Linked DNA regions of Mus musculus: all the other regions are linked to region 1. A link is a loop called in an ENCODE intact Hi-C map of the cell type or tissue named here. Cell type or tissue: left cerebral cortex. All regions are shown on one strand. Each heading gives the region's core, and the rest is flanking DNA. Links, peaks and the distances in the headings are about the cores only. Region 1 overlaps Tmem117 (transmembrane protein 117). Region 2 overlaps Tmem117 (transmembrane protein 117). Region 3 overlaps Tmem117 (transmembrane protein 117).

What was found. Hi-C counts contacts between places; a loop is a spot of excess contacts. Peaks named below come from ENCODE experiments on the same cell type or tissue, not always from the same donor. Only the 100,000 strongest peaks of a DNase experiment are listed, where the experiment ranks them.
Region 2: a loop joins it to region 1, with 2.2 times the contacts of the local background. A loop is called at or near these places in 4 of 42 quality-filtered maps.
Region 3: it touches region 1 in a loop (2.4-fold over the local background); 4 of 42 quality-filtered maps call a loop at or near these places.

What each region holds. Positions count from the first base shown.
Region 1 is chr15:94,773,421-94,779,220 of GRCm38, forward strand. The region is part of intron 3 of Tmem117 (transmembrane protein 117); the gene reads left to right. Among named protein-coding and RNA genes, the nearest start is that of Gm25546, 95 kb to the left of the region's middle. In left cerebral cortex, for the core only: no CTCF peak of the experiment used is centred there; DNase peaks (open chromatin) are centred at 2,892, 3,380 and 3,492; H3K27ac peaks cover 1,193 bases.
Region 2 is chr15:94,832,991-94,838,790 of GRCm38, forward strand. The region is part of intron 3 of Tmem117 (transmembrane protein 117); the gene reads left to right. Among named protein-coding and RNA genes, the nearest start is that of Gm31007, 59 kb to the right of the region's middle. In left cerebral cortex, for the core only: a CTCF peak has its summit at 2,838; no DNase peak of the experiment used is centred there.
Region 3 is chr15:94,844,648-94,850,447 of GRCm38, forward strand. All of the region lies in intron 3 of Tmem117 (transmembrane protein 117), which reads left to right. Among named protein-coding and RNA genes, the nearest start is that of Gm31007, 48 kb to the right of the region's middle. In left cerebral cortex, for the core only: a CTCF peak has its summit at 3,047 (motif pointing right); a DNase peak (open chromatin) is centred at 3,039.

The sequences.
Region 1 (5,800 bases), core at 503-5,502:
GTTGTTATCTCTTAGGAGCCTGTTCTTTCCTAACAAGAGACAGAAAAGGAGTGGATACAGAGGGGAGGGGCCCTGGGCAGGAACTGGGACAAGTAAAGGAAGGGAAAGTGTAATCAGGATATATTGTTTGAGAGAAGAACCCATTCTCAATAAGGGAAGAGCATTCAGAGTAGCTTATGATCAGTATAGTCGGGACCTGAAGTCACATTTGGTGTTTTTATTTCATAAATATTATTTGTTTTATTTCGGATTTTTTTTAAAAGATTGCAGTTTCACCAATCATTAGCAATAGTCATATAACATAAGCTATGCAAGGGATGTCATCCATGCCACATAGAAAGCTCCCTTAGTTGTCAGCGGATGGGATTCTGGCTCTTGGGAGCTCTAGATACACTTCAATAAAGCTTCCATGAACATAGTGTTTCGTCCCCTGAAATGTCTCTGTTGTTTCCCTTACTCAAGCCGCACCATGGGAGAAAGCTTCTCCCGTCCAAACGCAGCTCCAGACACACAACATGCTAGTTAGGGTCTGTGAAAACAATCAACACGCATCCTTCCTCCTAGGACCACACAGAACAAGGCAATGGTTTTAGCGAGTAATGGCAAATCCTTAGAAATTTCCAGTAATTTAAAAATAAATAAAAAAAAAAAACAGAACAAACAGATTAAAGAAGCCGGGGGTGGTGTGTCAAATGCAGTGATAGGACCTATGTCGTCTTTGATTGAAGAAAGAACTTGGTGCATTGAATGTGACTGGGCTCTGTCAGCAGCGTCGTTCAGATATCCTTGCCACGAGTCATCCGTCCGTAGCTGTTTTATGTCTTCTATATTATTTGCAGCCCAATCTTATCTGAATCAAGATTCTAGCTTCGCTCAGAGGTGGTAAGCCTCATAGTATCCCTCTGTATGTTTTCCTCTCATGCTCAGAGGCCAGCTACGAGTTAGAAAGTGGAAGCTTAGCGCATGCGTTAGAACACAGAAGCCATTTCCAGGCTAAGACTCTTGCCCCTGGATTACCGTTGGCTGGATCTGGCACTACCAGCCCGGAATTATTCACTTCCACCAATAAACTGACAGAGCCTAACATTTTAAGCAAATGAGCAAATATGTTTAACCCCTTGGGTATATATTAAGGCTGGGGGAGATCATTTGAATTTAAGCCGAGAGCGTATTAACAAAAAACTTCAGCTATTCTCTGACAATTCTTGGGTTGCTAATAGTCAGGGTATTCATGGGTAATTTTGAGAATCAACAGTCTGCTAAAATTAACTAGCAGTAGGGATTCGGCTACAATCTCTGCTCCACTCAGGGAAAATGCTCCAGACAGAACGGAAGCTATAATATGAAGAAGAAATGACAAAAGCTGGGGTTGATCTTCAGACTGTTCCAGTGTATTCAGCAAGTAACTCAGGGTGCTTAGTGCTAGCCGAGTAAGAGGGGAATAACCATACAGAGGATAGGCACTCAGCCCTGTCTGCCGAGCTCTGATATCAGGGTGCAGATTGTCAGTCCGCTGGTTGAGATTCCAAACAAGTGGAGGACTCTGTATTTTTCTGTTTTATTTTTTTTTAATTTTACAGATCAAGTGATGTGTACTTTAAATGATTAATTTGTTTCTTTTTGTGTGTATGAGTGTTTTGCCTGAATGTTACATGTGAATAATACATACATGCCTGGTACCCTCGGAGGTCAGGAGGAGGCCTTCATCGGAGTGCTGGAACTGGAGCTATGGGTGGCTGCGAGCTATGATGTGGGCGCTGGGAACAAATATTTTGGAAGAACAGTCAGTGCTCTTGGGCACTGAGTATCTCCTTATCCTGACACACGCTGTTCATTTTTTCTTATATAATTTTTATTGATTCTTTGTGAATTTTACATCATTCACCCTTCCATATCTACTCTCCACACTTATAACCTCCCAGAACAAGAAAAAAAAAAAGTCACTGTGGAAGCCATGGTAGGTCAGTTTATCATACACTACACCTTTTTTTCTAAACAACTTTATTTGCAAGTGTTCACTGCAATGGGTCAGTGGTCTGGTTTGAGGCCTCTGGCTTCTGCTACGCTATTAACACTGGATCCTCACTGAGATTTTTCTGGGATATCCTGTTGTTGCCCTGTGTCATGAAGATCCTGCAGCTCATAAATGGGGTAGATATTGAGGTGGACCAGTCCAGAGCAGGGGATCTGGGTCTGGGTGGTAGCTGAGTGTTCAGTTTTGACAAGTGTTGGTGTGCTGTGGTGGCCTTGGTATTAGCATAACCTGGCTGCATCCTGTTCTCCTCTTCAAAGCAGCTATGGATGGCTAGTACCAAACTCAAGCTCTCACATACACAAATTGCTTTGAGTCTATCCCAAGTAAGCCTATGGCTTGCTGTTTAAAGACTGCTTACATGGCTTGCATATTGCAACAAGTCCCCATTTGTCAGGAAAACACTAGCTATAAGTGACAAGAAGACCTTCTGTCCTTTGATCTCTGTGGCCCCACAGCTTTGCATGTTGCTCCCTAATGCCTTTACCTAGTCAGGTAACCCCCACTGATTCCTCCCTTCTCAACTACAAGTCCTTCTTAGTCCTCTTCTGAGGGACGGACCCCTGCCTCAGTAGGTCTCTGGACAACAATTTCCTTCTCTTGCTATACAGACACTAAAAGGACTTTGGCAAAGTTCAGGAAGATCCAGTAATGAAATGCTGAGATAGTTTTTGAGTTTGGACAGGTTTGGGGCAAAAAAAAAAAAAATTGCTGGCGACCTCTTGAGACATCTCATTTTTTATTCTACCGAACTTGTATTAAAGAACTTTATTCCTTGAGAAAAGGAAACTTCTCCAGAGAAGACTTCTGAGGTTTAAATATAACAGATGGCATTTCAGATCCTCTGTCGGTTGCCTATGTGTGAGAACTCCTAATTTAGGTTCATTACACAGCTACAATTTGTGACAGTTTGTGGCATTCTGCTCTAGGGAGAAGACAGGCTCCTCCCCCTCCTCCACCCCTCCCCCTCCTCCACCCCTCCCCTCCTCCACCTCTCCCCTCTTCCACCCCTTCCCTCCTCCACCCTTCCGTGGAAGCATCTGCAGGAAATTTCACATGACCCAGGTCACCATCCTTCCCCATCAGAGATGGCTCTGTGTGGCTAGTCTTTGATAGTCGATACAAATTAGCACGGGTCAGTGATCTTTTTTCATCCCGTGCACGGCTCATCATGCTGACAGCTTTGTGGTTGTTGCAGATGACCCTGATATTATATGGGTTATCACTAACCGGGTCTGTGAGAAGCTTAATTTTGCAGTCTTGGCATGTTCTTTGCTGGTGTTATGTTTCAGCAGGGTATCCGTTGTGGTGTCTGAAGCCCGCGTATGGAAACAAAGTAACCACATTCACTGTTTCTAGGCTACGCTTTCTGTTCCCCTGTCCCGTGGCCATTTATTCTCTGCCTTCCACAGGAACTTGAACTGTGTAGCTTGAGAGTGCACAGGCATGAACACCACAGTACCATACCATGTGTTTCTCCTTCCTAGTGGGTGATCCGTTGGTTGCTACATCATAGCCTCAGAAGATGGTCCTATACATCTGCGATTTCCACTGAAACCTTCCCACCAACTTCCAGGATTTTTATTTAACTGCCATGCTAAAATTTTTATAGCGTCACAAATCACACATGCACGTTACTCATTTTACTGGCTTCCTGAATAGTTTCTGTGTTATAGCCAGGAAAATATGTACTGGGTCTACCTGGAACTTTACAGGACACCCCATATGCCACATTTCTGACTGGCAGTTACATAGTCAAGCATTCTCTTAACACTTGATTTGATCTAATTGAAAACATATAGGAGGGAGTTTTAAAAGCAGAAAGTACAAAAGAACCAGTAGCCATAGTTAGTATTAATTAATTAATTTATAAATTAATTAACTTATTTATGTGATCCACTGTAGCTGTCTTCAGACACCCCAGAAGAGGGCATCAGATCCCATTACAGATGGTTGTGAGCCACCATGTAGTTGCTGGGAATTGAACCCAGGACCTCTGGAAGAGCAGTCAGTGCTCTTAACCACTGAGCCATCTCTCCAGCCCAGTAATTTTTAATGCATTTATATGGTCATTTCTCTTTGTACATATGTATCGTCTTTATGTGTATAGCCTTCATTCCTCCATGTATTATTTTTTTTTTAAGTGTAATTGTTCATAAACAAGAGCCAAGGCCCAATATAGATGTAATCTTAATTTATAGTTTACCCCAAAGTTTTAACAACTTCCATGGCCATCATTTTTACTGCCTTCAAGTTGAAATGCCACCAAGGGTTACACGATGTATTTGGTCATCACAGTTCTTCAGTCTTTGGGGACATTGAGTGACTCTTTGGATTTTTATAACATTGACAAAAGAGATATAGGTCAGTAGATAATATTATCAAAGTTCCTCCATTTTGGTGTATCTGCTAATTTCTCATGGCTGGATTCTGATGTCGCATTTTGTTGGGACCTTGCAGGAGAGAGCCTTCCTCTTTACTGCATCGTGTGAGGAGACATCACTGACATTTGTTGGTAGCTAAATAGTGGTCAAGGATGATGTTCTAAGTCTGCAGTCAGTTGACCTGTCAGCGGGACACATAAGCAGCACAAATGAGCATGTTCAAATGCAAAGATGCAGGCGTGTGCGTCGTTCCCTCCAGCATTAGGACCAAAACAAATGCCCCACACTCTGAGAGCTTTTATATTCAAAGCGAATGCTTGTCATCTGTTGACAATCTAGCTATGTATATGTTGGGTTTTTTTGTTTTGTTTTTTTTTTGTTTTTTTGTTTTGTTTTTGTTTTTTCAAGACAGGGTTTCTCTGTATAGCCCTGGCTGTCCTGGAGCTCACTTTGTAGACCAGGCTGGCCTCGAACTCAGAAATCCGCCTGCCTCTGCCTCCCGAGTGCTGGGATTAAAGGCGTGTGCCACCACGCCCGGCTATATGTTGTTTTATTATTATTATTATTATTTATGTATTAGTGTGTGATGCCACATGTGGGACTAGGCCAAGTAGGCAGAAAGAGAACTGAGTGGAGGACAAAGTGTTCTTAAGAAAGTTGGGAGGCAACTGTAGAGGGCAATAGAACACAGGTGACTTGAAAGCAGAATAGAACTCCCGGGAGGAGAGAGAGGACAAACGAGATGGGGGATGAGGAAGGAGAGTCAACCAATAATGCATTATGAGGATGCCACATTCATACCATTACTTTGAATGCTAACTAGAAGCAACATAACGGTTTATAGAAGTGTGTCCAGCAAAAACAAAATGGTCCCTCACAATGCATATGTTTTACATATGTCTGATGAAGGAGTGGTGTATGTAGCTCAGCTGTGGTGTGCTGGATTGCCTGGTGTGTGTGAGGAGGACCTGAGTTGGATCCCTAACAGCCATAAAGAATAAGTAAAGGTAGGTTTTTTTTTTTCATGGTGGAAAGTTTCAGAGATTTATTATAAAGCAATAAAGTAACTCAACAGTTTGAGGGTAGAACAAGAAGAGAATGACTGTACACATGAGTGTAGTTTAGTGGTGTCCCATGTAATGTGTCTGCTCTAGAGCTGAGCCTCTGACTATCTCTGCAGATTATTCTTAGTCCATTCATAATGTATCATATAGCTGTAAAGCCAACTCCCTTGGCTACTAGATGAAGTAACTGAAGCTGGGGGCTGAGGCGTGATTTGAAAATGTCGCACGCATGCTATGAGTTGAATCCAAATATTATTTTTAATGACAATCCCCAGAATTTTGCACAATTCCCTTAATCTTCTCAGTAGATGCGCATTTGA
Region 2 (5,800 bases), core at 396-5,395, 59 kb after region 1:
AAAGCAGCCACGTTCCAATCAAAGTGTGTGTGTTTAAATAGTATGATAATTTGTAAAGACTTGTAGTTATTAAGTTTCGTGTATGAATCTCTGTAGGGATATGCACATGTGCATAACTGTATGTTAGAGTGTGTGCTGACCACTAAAAGTGCTGGGAAGCAAACTTGAGTCTTCTGAAAGAGCAGTAAGTCTCCCTAGCCACTGAGCCATCTCTTTAGCCCTGTAATAATTTATATTATTATGTTTATTCTGCACACCTTAATTTCAGTATATCAAACAGCATGTGTTGGGATACTTAGCTGTCTGTGATTGACTCAAATACATTTGAAAGACAACATTCTCCATCCCCTGCAAAAGAAATTCCAGAAAGCAAGCAAGCAAGCAGACAAACCAATCAGAAATCCTCAATATGACTTCATATCCATTGCTCTCTTGCCTGCGTATTAATTTTTGTTTTGATGCTTAGTTACTTTATTTTTAGCTGGGTGCTTGCATTGGGTCAAGCTGAGATATGGTGCTTACTGCCCTGCAGTAATCTTTATATTAAAACAGATTAGGACACATACCATAAAGCGTATGATAGGAAAATGATCTCATGACTTATCTGCCGTCAGAATGGTTATGTGAGGTCTCTTGCTTAGCCTGCTCACACAGCACTCAATTTCTTAGAACAAAGTATCACTCCTTGGCCTCTTGATAGAAAATCTGCTGGGTTTTACCATTTAATAAAATCGAGTACACAGTGTAATTTGTTCAGTGTCAAAACTCAAAGAACAATTTATAACAATAATGTTTCTATTTACAGCATGCCTCTAAGAAGGGACAATAAAATGTCAAGTCTGACACTGTCCACTGATTGATATTAAGGTCAGAGATGGAGTTATTTCTCCCCTCAACATTGCAAAGTCACCTGGAACAACAGAGGGCTGAACACAATCAGCTCTGTGTCCTTTGCAAAGATCAAGGCTTTGGAAAGGACATATACGTCATATTTATTCAGGAGAGACTAGAGTATAGAAATAGAAACAATTGCAAATTGCCTGTTTCTAGTGTATTTTTCTGTCATCTTGGAAAAAAAAATCTGGTAAGTCTAGTCTAGTCATCAGTTGCTATCGATTTGGGTATGTTAGCTGTCCATAGTGTCCATATAGTACACTCACATCTTCCAGCGTCCCAGGCGGTGCTGGAGAAGATTCATTGCAGCCTGGGAGATGTGTAGGACTAATGGAAGGGTATAGCTCTCCCAAGTGACACTGGAAGATGCTCAATTCAGATGCGGCCTTCTGAGGTTTGAATGATGATACATTGTAGCGATGAATAGTTACATTGATCCCAGTGAAGAGTCTGATACGTGTAAGTATTTCTCTTTAGAGTGAAACAACACAGTGATAAATATAAAAACAAGTCATGCTCTTACCATTGTGTGGGATGAAATGCTTAACTTGGAAGAGGAATTTATGGCGTTCTATACTCTTCACGTCAACGAAGGTCGTAGAATTTCTGAAAGTGTATTCTTCAGTCCCATACACTGACAGAGTGTTGCTATCAAATGCGATGCCAAGAGATAAGCTCCCCGCGGGGATCCAAATGCCAAAGGGCTTTGCTAAGTGATGTGAGTAAGCATACAGATGGCCTAGGTGAGCATCAATGCTGCCGCGTGTAGACGGCATTACCATCATGGCCATCTATTAAAGGCACATCCCAAGGCATCGGAGCTGAGGCATTTCCTGCTTCACGCCTAGGAGTGACGCCACCAATGCAAGAACTGTTGCTGAAGCCAGCTCACAAAGTCAAAACTACTGAAATCTATCAGAAGCAGCAACACTATAAACAACAAGACCTCTCTTTAAAGGGAGAGCCCAGGCTGATGGAAAAGCTTCCGTGGTCGCCACGGAGAGGCTAAAGATTGAGTACTAGGTTTTCATTCTCCATTTAATAGCTATCGAACTGCAATTTTGTGCCAGAGTGGACCATCAAGACAGAAGTAACCCTCTGCACATAGGTCACAGAGTACAACCAAATTACCTCTTAGCTCTGCGAGGAGGAGGAGAAACTGCTTTGAAAGTCTGTAATGAGAGGAATTGACCTGACCTAATTTGGGAGAAGGTTTAGGATAGAAATCTTCCTTGGACGTTTACGCTGCAGTCAGAAGAATAACTAGAAATTAAGCTGAGATGGGACTAGAGAGAGAGGGCAAGCAAGTGGTTTTTAAAAAGGGAAACAGGCAGGAAGCTTCTGGACTGAGAACCCTGGCCCAGCGTGGGAACTTGGACACGCCTACCTTCTACTGCTTGGACACGCCTACCTTCTACTGCTTGGACACGCCTACCTTCTATTGCTTGGACACGCCTACCTTCTACTGCTTGGACATGCCTACCTTCTATTGCTTGGACACGCCTACCTTCTACTGCTTGGACATGCCTACCTTCTACTGCTTTGGTCCTTCCTTGTGGCACTAGCATTTCCCACATTCTTCCAACAAAATTTTGTATTCAATTTCTCATACTTGTTGTTTTTAGTTATTGCTGCTTTCCTCATTCCCAATTCAATATTATTGTTATAATGATATATTAGTTTTAGCTTAACGAAGTGTTTTCAGGTATTTTGTGCATATTTTTCTAAAAATAAATTCTCACAATGACTACAGACATGAAACTGTATTCTGGACCCTTCTCAAGGATGAGAAGAATATTGGTACAAAACACAGCCATGTTTTAGACTAAGTATGCTCACAGTGCTAAAAACAAAACAAAACAAAAACAAACAAACAAAAAAACCAGACACAGAAGTTAATATGTAATTCCTCTATATAGCCACAGGGGGCTTCTCCTCAATGAAATCATAAATCGACCAAACCCATCAAAAATCATCATTTTTCCCCATTAAATAGCATCTCATATCTGTTAAGCAATGTCATTTCTTTTGGATACTGCTAAGAGACAGCTTTGTAAGGAACAGTGAGCCAAAACTGTGGCCAAAGCGTGCTGGCCAGAGGACCATTCGAAATTCATTTAGCTATGGGTTTCTATAGCATGAGAATCCTCAAAAGAGGCACGGATGGGTTTGCCTATCACTGTGCATGATGTAGGGACATTGTGGGCTATAGGGGTGAGTGAGTGAATGATAGTTTACTGACAGTATATTATATGCTAACAGCAGTGCTCACAATGCTCCATGATGAAAACTGAGGCAAATGTAAAGCAAGGCATGGAGGGACCCACACTAGCTGTGTCCCTTGTGATCTATGGTGGCTTCTGCACGACTATAATAAAGCATCGCCATTCAATTAGAGTAAGTTAACGTTGAAATTAATATTGTGCCCATGCCTGGTTCCACTAAAGAGCTGATGGAAGGGAAGAGGACTTTGAACCGTCGGCTGTGCGTTAGCTCCCGTGACAGAATATAAATCATAGTAAGTCATGGGTGTCTGCCCAGTTCTGATCTCGGCGGGAAGCACTTCAGTGTCAAAGATTAAAAATGTGCGCCACGGCGAGGATGGCATGCATTTGGTAATTGGACAGAAATGAGTGGGATGTAGTGGGGGTTCAAAGTTGGTCCTCTGGAAATGTTTTGACATTGTAACCAAGATCCTGCATTTATTAGTAGCAATGATAGCTAGGTTTTTATTTTGGCTGATTTCCAGGAGGAATGATGAAAAGATGCATTAAAGAATACTACAAAAATTATTCTTGACATCTCTACCATGAGGATCAAGCAAAGTTGGCTGAAAAAAGAAAAAGAGAGCAGAATCAATCAATAAGAAAATCCACTTTAATCTTCTTCTTCATGTCCAATACATTTCATCTATCCTATTCCGATTAGGAAGCTGTAACAGGAATTCCATCAATATTATGAAAACCTATTCTATAGTTATGCATGCCAATATTTCTCAAAACTCATCCATTATTAATGAATAAAGCAAAGTAGAAAAAAATGAGAAACAGGCAAACTCTTAGTAAATAGGACTGAGAATTCGGCGTGCACAATGTTCATGGTGAGAAGGATTTGTATCCAGGGACAGGCCGTCTGTTAGAAAGAAGCAGTAATTCCTACAGAGCAGTAGGTGTCGCAGTGACTTAGATAGTTTAAGAATAATAAAAAGAAAGGAGCATGGATGGTACAAACCTGAAGTAACAATAGGAAGCTGTCTAAGTTAACTGCTCTGATTTAATCAGTATACATTATGTTCTTGTGTTAATATGCTGCAGTGTACCCCATAAATATGCATGATTATATCCTTGTATTAATATACTATAGTATACCTTATAAATATGCATGATTATTACATACTGGCTGAAGCTTAAAACAAGTTTAAGGACATGGAAATTACAACAACCCTAATTTTTACAAAAATTTTTTTCAACAACCCTAATTTTAACATTACAATTATATACGTATCTTGGATTAACAATGATAGCTAAGTTTGACATTATGATTATATACGTGTCTTGGATTATGATAGTACCCAATAAATAATGTGCAATTAAAATAATAAAAATCACACAAATTTAAAAAGTAAACTTGATATGTCCTCTGGAACAGAAATTAGAAATTCGGGAGATATATTTGCCTGTAGTTCAGTGGAATGGCAGCTGGATTGTGAGCGTATATCAGAACAGAAAGGGAAGAAAATGGCGGCCCTTCCTGAGACTTAAAGGAGGAATGGTAAGAACAAAAACATCCAAGAGGAGGAAGAGTGGCCAGTTATTCAAAGTTGCCATTTATTCCAGTTTAGGAATTAATTTTTAGGACCACATGATAGCTTCTAGATTCATGCCAGTACCCAGATTGGAAATAAAATAATTTGGACTTGGCGTGCTCACTGCTGGTGCCTGGGCCAGTTCAGATGTGTATCCATGATGAATTCTGTGACAGAGAATATAAGACGAGCATCCTAAGAGACCAGCTTCATTAATAAGTTAGAGTAGAGGGTAAAGTCAGGTTTTATATAATGTGGCCCAGGGGTCAGCAGATTCTATAGTGATCGGGTGGAATGCGAAGTTGGTTAAGGAAAGGATATGCATTGGCCAGCTTTGCAAATGTAGAAAAAGATGAACTGAATTCTCCCAGCTCAGAAATACATTTAAAATGTCTTCTTCCTGTGCCACACACTGAATAAAGTGGTTGTAAGACAGTCTCCTTTATTTCTCAGAGGCATTATCATAGAGGCAAGTCATTGTGAGATAGGACTGAACACGTTGTACACAGAGAGGTAGGTGGCAGGTGTACCATTCTCCACTGCCCAGAACATCTGGGTTTTAAAGATGGAAGCAGCTGGTATGTTTTTTATGGTTATTTAAGAATTGAACCATCTACATACTGCCTTGTTTTCTGAGTCTGTGTTAGCCAGACTAGCTTCTGATTACAATTTGATAACTTGGATACCCCCTTATGTGTTTGCTTATTGGGACAGAATACTCCAGCCGACTCAATAAGAGGGGTTTGGTGCTTGTGATGTTTATATGTCCCTGTTGAATATGAACCAGTACCTTCTGTTCTCTCCCGTGACTCCATCCCTAAACGGTGGTCTATTCTCAGACTGCCTTCAATGTCAAGGTTTTGAGTCTGGAAGGCTGGATGCCAGCTTCTTTCTGTATTATGATGCCTTTGCGAGTCTCCTGAGAAATTGCTAGCTAGGCTTATCTGTGTCCCCACCCTACCCCAACAGTTGTTAGCAGTGTGTGTGCTTGCAGTGTCTGAGAACAGGCTTAGCCAGCCCTCCTAGTATCTATTGTGGATTTGAGAGAGGATGCACTTATGGCAGAGGTGGAATAAGCTCTTGCTTCCTCACAGTGAGCCC
Region 3 (5,800 bases), core at 517-5,516, 71 kb after region 1:
CTTGGCTTTCATTTAGTCTTTATTTGATTTTTTCCTCTCAAGTGCTGTAGAAGATATCATGGATTTAATTCTGCCTCTGTATTTTCACTAATTCTCATGTTAGTCAAAGACATGATCTAGTGCCCTTAGCACATTCTCACCATGACCCAGTGAAGCCAGAAGTAGAGCTTTCATAGTGTAAATTAACAAGAATGAATTTGATACCTTGAATGACTCAAAGTAAGGCAGGAACTGTGTTCATTCAAAATATGAAGCTACCAGTGTCCACATGACAGTTCCTCACACCGGTCTCAACAGGCTGCTTAACAGCTGCCTAGGAGCTGCCAATATTGTGATATCAAGCAGGTAGTTACTCTATTACTTGTAATAGCAATCCAGATAGGAGTTTTGGATTCCTTTCTACCCTCAGCTCTCCATCTTCTTTTACATTTCTTTGTTCCTGTACCCTTTATGTTCTTAAGAGATGTTCTGAGCACCACACATTTTTTTTCTTAAACATTTGCTGAGCACCTAGAGAGCATTTGCTTTGTGAGTTACTAACTCATCTTGTTTATTAGGTCATTTAAGCCCTACCCAGCCCTGTAGGCTTAGATTTTTCAAAACCTACTTTTAATAAAGGTTCCCTTCCAGCCTACCTTCCAAAGGTAGGGGAGAAAAGATGATGCATAGGACAAGGGTGTGTGAACATGTTTAGAAGTAGTTCTTTGAAATGGTTCCAGTCTCCATTTGTCAGGCTACCAGCAGTCTAGTTCAGTAGTGTCAGGAGAGCAAACATGAATCAGCAGTGGTGTTGGCATGATCCAGTAGAAACAGCTAAGCCTCAGCAGAGTCTGCATGAGTCAGCGGGAGCGGCCAGAATCTGTCTAGATACCAGGAGAAGTTCTCTGCTATGCCTCTCTCATTGAAGTCATGATCAGCTAAGACTTGAGACCAAGTGTTGCAAAGCTCGCTATGCAATCACACCATCATCATCCTTTGAGTCCTATTTGTACTCTCTCCAAACATCTTGTGTTTTCCCATTGGTCTTGCCCCATCAAAACACCATATAAGTCGGCCTCACCATGTGAGTCTGCATGGCCCAACCAGAAACTTTCACTTCACACTCCCTTCCCCATTAGTACTATTTCTCCTTTCCTCATGTGTTTCCCCTCTTGTCAAGGTACAAAATTCTGAATTGATGTTGTTGTCTTTTTTTTTTCCCTCTCAATACTTTAAATGGATCATTCCATCTATCTTGTGTGCGCCCTGGCTCGCCAGCAAGAACGATGCTGCAACAGGATCGTTCTGCACATGTTTATTGGGAGAGCTTGATTGCAGAGGCGAAGACACCCCAAGCCCAGAGCTGGTGCTGCTTATATAGGCCTAGGAGAGGTGTGTCTCACACCCGGATTGGTTATGCATGGGTTATGTTTACCACCTCATTTGCATGCCTCACATCTGATTGGTTAACTTCTCTCTCATCTGATTGGTTAACTTGTCTCTCATCTGATTGGTTAACTCTCAAAACCTCATCTTGGCAAAAAAAAACTTTACTGCCTATGTATGCGTGGTGGCCAGCGGTAGCCAGCACCACCCTGCAACGGCACATGTGGCTTTCCACACATCTACTTTTTATGTGTATGTGTATTTCTGTTGTGGGCACATGAGTGTTCATCTATGTGTGTGAGAGTACATATATGAATGGGTGTACATACATGCACATGGAGGCCAGAGGATAGCCTCCAGTATCATTCCACAGATGCCATCATCCTGTTTCTGTTTGAGATGTTTCACACTGGCCTAGGAGGAAGTTCAGTGAGTCCAGGGATTCACCTGGCTCTGCCTCCCCAGTGCTGGGTTGATTACAAGTGTGTACCACCGAGCCCAGCTTTATTTATTTATTTATTTTTAAGTTAGTTCTAAAGAAATGCTCAGGGCCTCATGCTTATACAGTAAATACTTGACCATTTCAACTTGGAACTGAGCTGTCTCCCCAGGCCTTATTTCATTCTTTCTAGTCTGGTTTCTTTCTTTATTCATCCTGAGTATTTTTCTTTCTTCAGGCTTCTCTCAAGACTTCTTTATTTTCTTTATATTTAGGGAAAGTTTTCTAGGTGTGGCATTGGCATTACCTGGTGAGTTTCTGCTGCGATTCTGCGCCTGTTGTGTGGTGTCTGGCACTGTTGATCCTGGCATTTCTTCTGCTCTTTTCTGCCATCAGAGATGTGCTAACACTGTTTCTACAGTCTTAGAAACTTTGTTTCTCTTTCTTTCAACCACCTTTTCTTTTCAAAATTGGAAGTTTCCATTGACATATTCTTTTTTTGTTTGTTTGTTTTGTCGAGACAGGGTTTCTCTGTATAGCCCTAGTTGTCCTGGAATTCACGCTGTAGACCAGGCTGGTCTTGAACTCAGAAATCTGCCTACCTCTGCCTCCCAAGTGCTGGGATTAAAGGCGTGCACCACCACTGCCTGGCTATTGCCATATTCTTAACTGAGATTTTTCTCAAGTGTGTCCATTACTAAGGAGCATTCAAACATCATGGACATCCTTGTCATTGTAGTCTCCTCCTCCTCCTTCTTCTTTCTCTTCTTCTTCCTCTTCTTTTCTTCTATTCTCATCTTCTTCCTTCTCCTTGTCACAGTTTTTAGTTAAGAATGTCTCTCTTTCTTCTTACATCACTACTTTTTTTGTCTGCCTTTTGCATTAAATCCTTAACGTATTAAGTGTCAGTACTTTTTATAAAAACCCTCTGGGCTGATTCCAACGCTTTTGCCATGAATGTCTGACTCTTTCTTGATAGCTGTACAGTCTTTTAAAACTGTATTTTTTTGGAGGGGGTGGTAATTATAAATGAGGGCACAGTGAAACCACTGAATTAGATTACTCTGTGTAGAAAAAAAAGTTTATTGGAAGAACAAACTGGGGGACTGTGTCAGAGTAGAGGACAGCAGCTCAGCGGGAAAGCAGGCAGGTTTTATATGATGGTTGAGGAGGAAGTATTTTTAGGGCATAAAAACATGCTGTGTGGGAACTAGAACTGGATGCCTTTGCCCAGATAGACCAGTGGAGGGCAGTTAAGGCTTTCCTTGTAAATAGAAATCCACTTTATGAGATTCCTGAGGAGTGCCAAGTTTAGGCTTCTTTTTACCTGGCAGGGTCCTCCTGTTGAGGACACGAGCAACAGTGCCATTTTGGGTCCCTGCTTTGGACATAAGAGTAATTTTTTACTAGGTGAAAGAAGCTATAATGTAGTGACCTTAAGTAGTGCAGTGACAGAAGAAAAACGTATAGAACAATGATTTCGGCCTCGTCTATCAGTGAGACTGTGTCCTGAGATGCCAACTTCTCAGCTGCTTCTTAGACTCCCTCACGCCCATGCCCATAACAGGATGACTGGGAGCAGCTGCAGCCATTCATTTTCCTTCCTGCTCTTCCAGTGGTCTGCAGTACAGCTGGGCTCTGTAGAATAGATGTTCTAAAAGATGGCTTGTGAAGACCAGAGTGCTGCAGAGAACCCCCAAATTAGCATGGTCATCCCTGTACCTTCTAAAAGCACGAAGGAAAATCTTAAGTAACAATTTTCCCCTTGACAATGTGGTGCAGCGCTGGAAGCAAGCTCCTGAAAGCCTAGAAACCTTTCTGCCACTCAGTTTCCTTGGAGTCCTCTGCTCCTGGAATTGTTCACAGTGCATATCCTGTAATTCCTCAAGTTTAGCGCCAATGCAGTCATCCCCTGGACTGTTCCCATTTAGTAGTGTTCTTTGCTTTCAGTATTATTTACTTTTCTATTGCTATGATAAAACACTATGGCTGAGGCAACTAATAGAAGAAACGGTTTCCGTGGGCTTATGGTTCCCGAGGGTTGGAATAGATGATGGTGGAATGAAGTCATGGTATCAAGGGCTCACATCGTGGACTGCAAGCATCAAGCAGAAAGATGGAACTGGGGATGGCATGGGGCTTTGAACCTTCAATACCCACACCAGTGACTTACTTCCTCCAGCATTGATGAACCTCCCCCCCCCAAGTCCCCAACTAGGCATCAAGTGTTCACACCTCTGAGCATATGGGGGAACCTCTCATTTAAACTTTATTATGTGTGGTGTGCTAGTCTCCCAGCTTTTGATATCCTGGATTGGAGAGCTTCAGGATGTTATATCCATTTTAAATATATAAAAGTCAACTCTGTTTTCTGAGGCTAATTAACTTGCTAGGGTACAAACATAACTATAAGTGATGGTGACAAATACTTTAACCACTGAAGTCTAGTTTTCTTCCAATTATAGTATAATTACTCCAATTGGTCTTTTTGTTGTAAATGGCATTTATATATTGTTACACTTTGAATAATAATTATATAATCTTTACCTTTTGGTCAAAGAGTACAAAGTATAAGTCAGAATTCTTTGAGTTTTATTGCACAACATGGTGAGTAAAAGTAACAATGATATATTGTATGCATCTGTCATAATACTGTGTTACTCCCATAAACAGATTTAGGTGTGATTTGTTAAATTATAATACAAATAATGCTCAATCAAACAAATGTATAGGTCTGGGAAAATATTTGAATTTTTCTGTATTCCATCAATAGTTTATATAATCCAAGTTGATAATCAACTGTGAAGTAATAGGTAGTATTTCTCATGTGTAGGAAAAGATGAGGTTGTAATTATAGTGGCCAGTGCACTCAAATCTGTTACCTTGTTCAACAGTACTATTCCTTTCCGGGAGACTGCCGTACCTCTGAAGAGTGTGTACCAGTCTCTCCCACTCTCCCCTGACTGTGTTACATCACCCCTGACATTGCCCTTGGTTTGATCTCAGATGAACTTTGAATAAACTTACCAGTTTCCGGTGCAAAAAACAAACAAACAAACAAACACCAAATTTGAGAAATTTAGGCAAAGTTCCTCAGTTCCCAAGAGCTTGTGAGGTGTAGGGCAAGCATTTGAATTTGAGTTCTTGACTTCTAAAACGATATTAAAATCAATCATGCTCCAACAGAAGGCCACACATTCAAGATATTTAGGCAGCAAAACTTGGTCTTGAATGAACATAGAGTTAGGTACATAAGGAAGGTGACGGTATCTGGGGAGAGTTAGAAGGTGAATCTGTGTAAAACACACGTGTCCAGTTAGTGCATTGTCTGCTAAGAACCCTTGCGTTTTGGTCATCATTAAAGGTAGGAGAAGAATGGACCTAAGATGTGCTTCACAGAAAAGAGTCAAAACTCCTAGAATGTAGATTTCTCTTCTGTTGATGAGTGTCTGGAGGGCATTTCCATGTTCGGTTAAGATTCAAATACACCAATTCATAGCCCTGAATGTGAGTAGACATGAAGTTTCAAGCAGACATGATTTGATTATTAAAAATAGCATTTAGTTTTGAGAGGGAAGAAAGCACAGATCTCATGGTTCAGGATTGCACTATTGAACATGTGGCAGTTTTCACTTCACACAGCACTTCTTCTAAAATAAATATTTTGTTTTACCTCTTTTTTTTTTTTAGATGATTAAAAGATTTACAATTGCCTAACCAACTATTCCAAATCAGGTCTTATATGTCAGTCAGCTGACAAAGATTTCATCAAATTGACTTAAACCAGAGTCACCTGGGAACAAGGAGCCTTGATTGAGGAATTGCCTCCATCAGATTGGCCCGAGCACATGTCTCTGCCTCACACAGATTGGCTTGAGCACATGTCTCTGCCTCACACAGATTGGCTTGAGCACAGTCTGTGAGAGCATTTTCTTGATTAATGATTATGGGTGGGGCCAGCCCACTGTGGGTAGTACCACTCCTAAGCTGATAGGC